2 separate regions of the Homo sapiens genome follow, and region 1 is linked to region 2. Evidence: read pairs that join two places in POLR2A ChIA-PET (ENCODE). Cell type or tissue: GM12878. All regions are shown on one strand. Each heading gives the region's core, and the rest is flanking DNA. Links, peaks and the distances in the headings are about the cores only. Region 1 overlaps SIL1 (SIL1 nucleotide exchange factor). Region 2 has its middle 23 kb from the start of SNHG4.

Evidence for each region. ChIA-PET counts read pairs that join two places held together with the same protein. Peaks named below come from ENCODE experiments on the same cell type or tissue, not always from the same donor. Only the 100,000 strongest peaks of a DNase experiment are listed, where the experiment ranks them.
Region 1: POLR2A ChIA-PET joins it to region 2 with 6 read pairs; 9 of 35 experiments call an interaction of 5 or more read pairs at or near these places.

What each region holds. Positions count from the first base shown.
Region 1 is chr5:139,161,251-139,165,640 of GRCh38, reverse strand. The region is part of intron 1 of SIL1 (SIL1 nucleotide exchange factor); the gene reads left to right. Among named protein-coding and RNA genes, the nearest start is that of SIL1, 35 kb to the left of the region's middle. RefSeq lists a silencer at 1,314-1,514. In GM12878, for the core only: no CTCF peak of the experiment used is centred there; no DNase peak of the experiment used is centred there.
Region 2 is chr5:139,248,951-139,253,340 of GRCh38, reverse strand. No RefSeq gene overlaps it. Among named protein-coding and RNA genes, the nearest start is that of SNHG4, 23 kb to the left of the region's middle. In GM12878, for the core only: a CTCF peak has its summit at 1,917 (motif pointing left); DNase peaks (open chromatin) are centred at 1,190 and 1,980; H3K27ac peaks cover 865 bases.

The DNA.
Region 1 (4,390 bases), core at 152-4,151, 88 kb after region 2:
ACATTGGTTTGGCCTGTAATCCCAGCAATTTGGGAGGCTAAGGTGGGCGGATCACCTGAGGTCAGGAGTTCAAGACCAGCCTGGCTAACATGGTGAAACCCTGTTTCTACTAAAAATACAAAAAATTAGCCAGGTGTGGTGGCATGTGCCTGTAATCCCAGCTAGTCGGGAGGCTGAGGCATGAGAATTGCTTGAACCTGGGAGGTGGAGGTTGCAGTGAGCCGAGATCACACATTTGTGCTCCAGCTTGGGCAACAAGAATGAAACTCCATCTCAAAAAAACAAACAAACAAGAAATACATTGGTTTGGTTCAGAAAGGTGGGACAACTCAAAGTGGGGGCTTCCAGGCTATAGGTAAATTTAAACATTTTCTGGCTGACGGTTGAGTTTATCTGAAGATCTGGGATCAATAGAAAGGAAATGTTTAGGTTAACATAAAGGATTGTGGAGACCAAGTTTTATTGTGCAGAGGAAGCTCTCAGGTAGCACACTTCAGAGAGAGCAGGTTGTAAAATGTTTCTTATCGGACCTAAAAGAATGCGTGACTCTTAGTTGATTATCTCCTGGATCTGGAAAGGAAGGAAGGAAGAAAGGAAAACAAGGGGGTAGGGGATTCTCTATAGAATATGTGGATTTTTCCCACAAGGGATCACTTTGCAGGGCCATTCAAGATATGGCAGAGAAACATGTTTTGGGGTAAAATATTTTTATTTTCTTCCTTGTTATGCCAGAGTCAGATTGGAAAGTAAGTCTCAATATACATGGTTAAATAAAACCCATCTGATGAGAATTTACTGTTTGTAGGACATGACTCCCCAGACCTTTTAGATAGGAATTTGGGCCAGATAAAATCAGAGTTTAGTCCTCATTGCTTTCTACTCTACCATCTTCCCACCTCTTCCTTACTAGCTTTTGGACTTTGTTCTTATTACTTCTGTGACTTAGTTTCTTCATCTGAATAAGTGTGTACTGATACCCACCTCCTAGGGCAGTTAGGATGAAATGAAATAATGGAGGTCATGTGCTTGGCACATGGTAGGTGCTCAATGAATGGTGAAGATTGTAATGCCTTTAAAGAGCTCAAGTTTCATTAGGGACAGAACCCATGGGCCCGACCCTAGGGGCTGAGAGAGGCTGACTAACGACATGGGGACAGTGGGGTTGGGTTTGCCTTGTTAGGGAAGGTTCTTGGAGAAGGTATTTGGAGTCAGGCCTCAATCTGTGTCCCTTACTGGGGAAGGTGAGCGGCTCCTTCAAGTAGAGAGAAGGCAATGGGCAGAAGCTTTGAGTAGTAACCAGAAAGAACTGTTTTTTCTCTTCCCTCTTGTGAGGGAAGGGATGGAGTCATTAGAGAAAGTAGCTGGTGCACTGGCTCTTTTGAGTCAGAGAGACTTGGAGTCCCTTCCTGGCTTTGTGCCATGTACATGTTGCGTGGCCTTTGGCAAGTCATTTCCCCTCCTGTCTGAACTTTGGTTACTTTATCTGTAAAATGGAGATGATAATATCTTTTTTTTTTTTTTTTTGAGACATTCTCTTGTTGTTGCCCAGGCTGGAGTGCAGTGGCACGATCTTGTCTTACTGCAACCTCTGTCTCCTGGGCTCAAGCTATTCTTGTGCCTTAGCCTCCCGAGTAGCTGGGATTACAGGCTTACGCCACCATACCCAGCTAATGTTTGTATTTTTAGTAGAGACGGGGTTTCACCCTGTTGGCCAGGCTAGTCTTGAACTCTTGGCCTCAAGTGATCTGCCCGCCCAGCCTCCCAAAGTGCTGGAATTATAGGCGTGAATTATAGGAATTATAGGTGAGATGATAATATCTACTTACAGTGCTGGATGAGGATGAAATAATTGCAATTTTAAATGGCAAAAACCACAATTACTTTTGCACCAACCCAATATTTAATACATTTAGTACAGTGCCCTTCACTTAGTGCATATTTAATAACTGATAAATTAAAAAATAGTGAAGCAGCTGGGCATGTTGGCTCATGCCTGTAATCCCAGCACTTTGGGAGGCCGAGACGGGCGGATCACTTGAGCCCAGGAGTTCAACACCAGCATGACCAATATGGTGAAACCCCATCTCTACCAAAAACACAAAAAATAGCCAGGCGTGGTGGTGGGCACCTGTAATCCCAGCTACTCAGGAGGCGGAGGCAGGAGAATCGCTTGAACCTGGGAGGTGGAGGTTGCAATGAGACGAGATGGTGCCACTTGACTCCAGCCTGGGTGACAGAGCGATACCTTGTCTCCACAAAAGAAAAAACCGAAAAAAAAACAAAACAGTGAAGCATTTCTTTTGGGGAAATTAAGCTGTTTTAAATTTCTGTGGTTAGATAACTTTTCTGAAAAGTCAGTTTCCATCTTGGAATCAGTTATCAGTTTCCCTCAATTTCTTAAGGAGCACGTCACCTTGCTGCCTGACGCCCTTTGGGCTCACCATCATACTTAGAATCAACTCCAAACTCCTTAGCCTGGTTATAAGGCCTTTCATATTCCGATCCCTGCCTGCCTTCCTTGGCAGCTTTATCTCCTAACCTCCCCTACTCCCTTCTGCTTGCCTTCTGTGTTCTGGACACAGTAACTTACTTTCTGCTTCTTAAACAGAGGGCCTTTGCTCCACCTGTACCCTCTGCCTAGAATATTTTTCTCTCGTCTTCATTGGATGAGCTCTTTGTCATTCTCAGCTCAGTTCTGCTGTTATTTACAAGAAAGGCTCTTCCTTTTATCTGGTATAAAGTGACTACTTAAGTCACCATAACTTAACCACTTGATATTTTTCTTGCTTTTCTGCTTCTTGTTGACTCTGTTTTCCCTCCACTAGAACGTAAGTTTCATGAGAGTAGGGACGAGATCTGTTTGTCACATTCACAGCTGTATTCCCAGTCCTAGGAAAGGTACCTGGCATATAGTAGATGATCAAACAACATTTGTTGAATGAATGAGCTGTGAATGAGAATGTGTTCTTTTATTACGCTGAACCTGGGTACACAGGTGTTCACATTCACATTCCTACTGCTTTGTTCCTTAAATAAATGTAATCAAGATGATTTTCTTTCTTATTCATTAACTATTGTGCTCCTCCACTCCCATTAATTGGAACAGTCTGTGGAGAGGCCATTTTCCCCTTCCTTCGTTTTATGTGGCTCTCTTTCTTCCTAGCATTTTGTTACTGGAAGGGGGAGTTTGTGGTTGCTAGGCTTTGAGCATTGATTTTTAGGATTTCTGTCATAAGGAAGCAAGCTTTAGTGAATTGGTTTGGAATAAAACAAACACAAAAGCTCACCAGGAATAGCAAATTTATCTCACTCTGATTTTTTACTGACATTTTTTGTAGTACTCCCTAAGTTCTTAGATAAGGTCATTAGACAGGAATTGACAATGGCCAGATAGAAACAAATTCACAGAATGTGAGTGGGTGGCAGGGTGAGACATGGAGAGGTCAGAGGGGATAGTGCTTCTCTTTCTGGTAGTGGCCTGGTTTTTCATGGCAAATATTGGCCAGTGTAACTGTTCTCCTTTCGTAGGGCCTGTATGTTTGGGAGCTGTAGAGACTGTAGGGGGACTGCTCAGTGCTGGTGTGCCCACCTGGTAAGGCCTAGGCAATCCTAATTTTTTTTTTTTTTTGAGACAGAGTCTCTCTCTGTTGCCCAGGCTGGAGTGCAGTGGCATGATCTTGGCTCACTGCAACGACCACTTCCCAGCCTCAGATGATCCTCCCACCTCAGCCTCCCAAGTAGTGGGGACTACGGGAGCGTGCTACCATGCCCAGCTAATTTTTGTGTTTTTAGTAGAGATGGGGTTTTGCCATGTTGCCCAGTCTGGTCTCAAACTCCTGGACTCAATCTGCCCACCTCAGCCTCCCAAAGTGGTGGGATTACAGGCATGAGCCACCGCACCTGGCCAGCAATTCTAATTCTTTGCTTTTCTAGGGAAGTGCTCCAAGCTCCTGGGAGTAAGGAAGATGTGGGACTCTGGTCACTTTTGAAAACGTTTGAGTCCTAAATGTTATTGGTGCTCAAAGACCTGGTTCTTAAGATAATAAAATCCCAGGGATGGATATGAGAAAGAGAGAGTGTCTAGAACAGGGTTAGCCGACAGATGTTCATTAGCTTTCCCAAAAACAATTCTTTGTGTGTTGAGAACTGTAGCCCTGCAGATACTGGTCTCTACTCATGTCTAGGGCTCCTTTTTCCCACCTGAAGCTGGCTTCTCCTTTTCCTTTTCTCAAAGCACATGGTTACCTTTAACCTGACTTAGATGTTGTCTACTCTTCACTATACGGCTCTCAAATGAAGGATATTGGACAGCCTGCTTGTTAGCTTTCTCCTTCATTTCCCTTATTTAAAGATTTGGCCTTGTGGCTGACTGAGGGTATTTGGTTATTCT
Region 2 (4,390 bases), core at 296-4,295:
GTGCAAAGGACCTGAGGCAGGAGTGTGAGTAGCAATGTTTGAGGAATAGTCAGAAATCCCATGTGGCTTGCCAGAGACAGCAAGGGGGAAGAGTGTTAGGGCATGAGGTCAAAGTTTGTGGATTGAGAGTAAGGAAGTTAATGTGGGGCTTTGTAGGACATGGTAAGGAATTTGGATTTTACGTAGGGTGAAATGGGGAGCCATTGAAGGGCTTTGAGCAGAGGAGAGAACTGATTTTATTTTATTTATTTATTTATTTATTTATTTATTTTGAGATGGGGGCCTCACTCTGTCACCCAGACTGGAGTGCAGTGGTGCAATCTCAGCTCACTGCAACCTCCACCTCCTGGGTCCAAGCGATTCTCCTGCCTCAGCCTCCCAAGTAGCTGGGATTACAGGCACAAGCCACCATACCCGGCTAATTTTTTGTATTTTTAGTAGAGACGGAGTTTCACCATGTTGGCCAGGCTGGTCTCAAACTCCTGACCTCAAGTGATCCACCCGCCTTGGCTTCCCAACGTGCTGGGATTACAGGCGTGAGCCACCGCACCCAGTCAAGACATGATTTTAAAAAGATCACTTGGCCGGGCCTGGTGACTCACGCCTGTAATCCCAGCACTTTGAAAGGCTGAGGCAGGCGGATCACCTGAGGTCTCCAGCCTGGCCAACATGGTAGAACCCTGTCTCTACTAAAAATACAGAAAAATTAGCCAGGCCTCGTGGCGGACACCTGTAATCCCAGCTACTTGAGAGTCTGAGGCATGAGAATTGCTTGAACCCGGGAGGTGGAGGTTGCAGTGAGCCAAGATCGTGCCACTGCACCCCACCCTGGGTGATGGAGCAAGACTCCGTCTCAAAAAAAATAAAAAATAAAAAATAAAAGGATCACTCTGGTTGCTGTATGAATAGACTATAGGTGGCAAGAGTGGAAGCTGCATGTCAGATGAGGAAAAACGCAGTGTTCCTTCAGCAGGAGGCTCTTTCCATAGTCCAGGTGAGAGATAATGGTTATTATCTAATTTAATCTCTAACTAAAGGGCCATTATGAAGATTAAATAAGACAACACATTTAGGGTGCCTGATGCATAGTGGGTGCTTAGTACAATAGAGCAAGGAGCAGCGTTTCAAGAGGAGGAAATGAAAATCTCTGGGTTTGAACATTATTCTTTTATGCTCAGTATGTGGCTTGGCTCAGGGCTTATAAGGAAGAGAAAACTCATTTCTTGACTTTGAGGTGCTGAGTTGGGTGGGTTGGACATTCCTGCAAGAAATAATTCCAACATGACGGGCTAAGTTCTACAGCTGGTTCAGCATAGGGATTCTGAGGGTGCTGGGAGGAATGCCTGATTTGGGCAAAGTACCAAAGAGGAGACTTAGTGTTAGCTAAACAGAGAAGAGAGAAAGGGACTGTTAGGCAGAAAGTACAGCATTCTCAAAAGCCCAGAGGTGTTTCTGTGCCCACTTTAACAGCAACCATCCTTCTGTGAGGCTCGGAGGAGGTGGCTGAGCCAGGTCAAACTCAGAGCTGTCTGAATTTCAAGACCTACATTTCCATCTACCCCGACACACTGCTGGTCCTATGTGACAAGCCCCTCCTGCACTTAACTCATGGTCTTGCTGGTTATACCCCCAGCAGACCCTGCCATGCAGTGGATTGAGGAGTTCTCAAAATGCTGAGGCCTTTTATCCTCAAACTAGTATTACTGTAACACTAAATAGCACCTACAGAGGGAGAGGAAATTGTTCTGTTGGGGTATGGGGCTCCTGTGGCCAAGGCTTTGGCAAGCCTCTGGCTACAGGGGAAATGTGAGTGCTGTGGTCCTGAGGCCCCTCTCCCACAGACTCACCAGCACTGATTCAAAAAACCCTGCAAAATACTCCGCCCATTTTACAGATGGAGAAAAGTGCCCTCTGCCGGCAGAAGACTTTGGCGTGAAAATGAACTTCCTCTTGGCCTTGGAAATCACCAGTTACAATTCAGCTGGGTGAGCTTCCCTCCAGAGAGGCATGGGAAAGAGAAACAAAGAAGCAGGAAAGCCAAAAGGACAACAGAGAGCTAGAAAAACTGAGGATAACACTATTAGAGGATGCAGAATGAATCGGGGCAGGAAGGGGCAGAATGTCTGAGGAAAGTTATTTAAAAAAAAAAAGAAAACAGCTGAAAAGTAATAAGGAGAAAATGCATTTCTCTGAAATAAATGCCAGCTGATCATTGTCCCCTCTGTTTCTAGAGAGCGATATAGCAGCTTCAGCATCTGCACTCAGTTCACTCTCACTGGCACCCCGCGGGAGAGGCAGGGCGGCGATGGCTCCCCATGAGCTTCTCGTCCTTCCATTCCTTCATTCCTTAAACAGATATTTATTAAGAACTGACTTTGGTGCCGGGCGCGGTGGCTCACGCCTGTAATCCCAGCACTTTGGGAGGCCGAGGCGGGTGAATCATGAGGTCAGGAGATCGAGACCATCCTGGCTAACAAGGTGAAACCCCGTCTCTACTAAAAATACAAAAAAAAAAAATTAGCCGGGCGCGGTGGCGGGCGCCTGTAGTCCCAGCTACTCGGGAGGCTGAGGCAGGAGAATGGCGTGAACCCGGGAAGCGGAGCTTGCAGTGAGCCGAGATTGCGTCACTGCAGTCCGCAGTCCGGCCTGGGTGACAGAGCGAGACTCCGTCTCAAAAAAAAAAAAAAAAAAAAAAAAAAAAAAAAAAAAAAAAGAACTGACTTTGGGTCAGAGACTGTTCAAGGTGCTGGGGTTATAATTTTTTTTTTTTTTTGAGACAGGGTCTCACTCTGTTGCCCAGGCTGGAGTGCAGTGGTGCAATCTCAGCTCACTGCAACCTCCGCCTCCCGGGTTCAAGCCATTCTCATGCCTTAGCCTCCCAAGTAGCTGGGATTACAGGCATGTGCCACCATCCCTGGCTAATTTTTGTATTTTTAGTAGAGACGAGGTTTCCGCTAGGTTGACCAGGCTGGTCTCCAACTCCTGACCTCAAGTGATCCACCTGCCATGACCTCTCAAAGTGCTGGGATTACAGGTGTGAGCCACTGCGCCCGGCCTGGTGCTGGGGATATAATTGTGAGCAGGCAATAAACAGGTAAGTGAGTTAATAAACCCATTTTAGACAGCAGCACATACAATGAAGAAAATGAAACAGTAAAACGATGGGATGTGTCCAGGAGGCTGCCTCCCAACTAAGGTGTTCTCACCTGGGCAACGACAGCAGTTAACAGGACCTTCCTCACCAGGTCACCGTGAGGATTGTAGGACTTAATGGATGTAAGCGCTGAGCACAGTGCCTGGCAGACAGCGACTCTCATCATTATTATCCTAGTGCAGGCAGGGTCCATTTCTTAGAGGGTGTTTTGTTACCATTGTTGGACTGTGTGCTCTTTGAAGGAAAGGACTATTGTGTATATTGTTTTCTGTTGAAAAGACAACCCCACAGCACAATTTCTGGCATATAATCAGTAAATATTTGTTGGATAAGTAAGCAAATTCCACCCCCTCGCCTTTTTTTATTTTTATTTTTTGAAATGCAGTCTTGCTCTGTCGCCCAGGCTGCAGTACAGTAGCACAACCTTGGCTCACTGCAACCTCTGCCTCCTGGGTTCAAGCAATTATCCTACCTCAGCCTCCAAAGTAGCTGGGATTACAGGCATGCACCAACATGCCTCGCTAATTTTTGTTTGTTTGTTTGTTTGTTTTTTAGTAGAGATGGCATTTCACCATGTTGGCCAGGCTGGTCTCAAACTCCTGACCTCAAGTGATCCACCCACCTCCGCCTCCCAAAGTGCTGGGATTACAGGCATGAGCCACCACACCCGACCACAAATTCTCAGTTCACCAATAGAGAAACCAAGGCCCACTGGGCACAGTGGCTCACACATGTAATCCCAACAGTTTGAGAGGCCAAAGTGGGCAGCTCTCTTGAGCTGAGGAGTTCAAGACCAGCCTGAGCAACATGGTGGAACCCCCATCTCTACAAAAAATACAAAAAATTAGCCGGGCATGGTGGCACACACCTGTATTTCCAGCTACTCAGGAGGCTAAGGTAGGAGGATGGTTTGAGCCTGAGAGGCAGAAGGTTGCAGTGAGCCAGGATTGTGCCACTGCACTCCAGCCTGGACAACAGAGCTAGACCCTGTCTCAAAAAAAAAAAAAAAAAAGAAAAGAAAAAAAGCGAGAAACCAAGAACCAAGGCTGAGAGTTTTGAGGATTAAAACCATCCAGCTAAGTTAGTGGCAGAACCTAAACCTCTGGATGAGAAGGATCCAGACCCAGGGATTGGTAGAGCTCAGTCCTGATGGCTCTAGAGCCCATGTGCTCTCTGGATAAAGGTTGATGGAGAATGGTGGGATGTGGCTGGAAGAGATCCAGAGAGGCTTTTGAT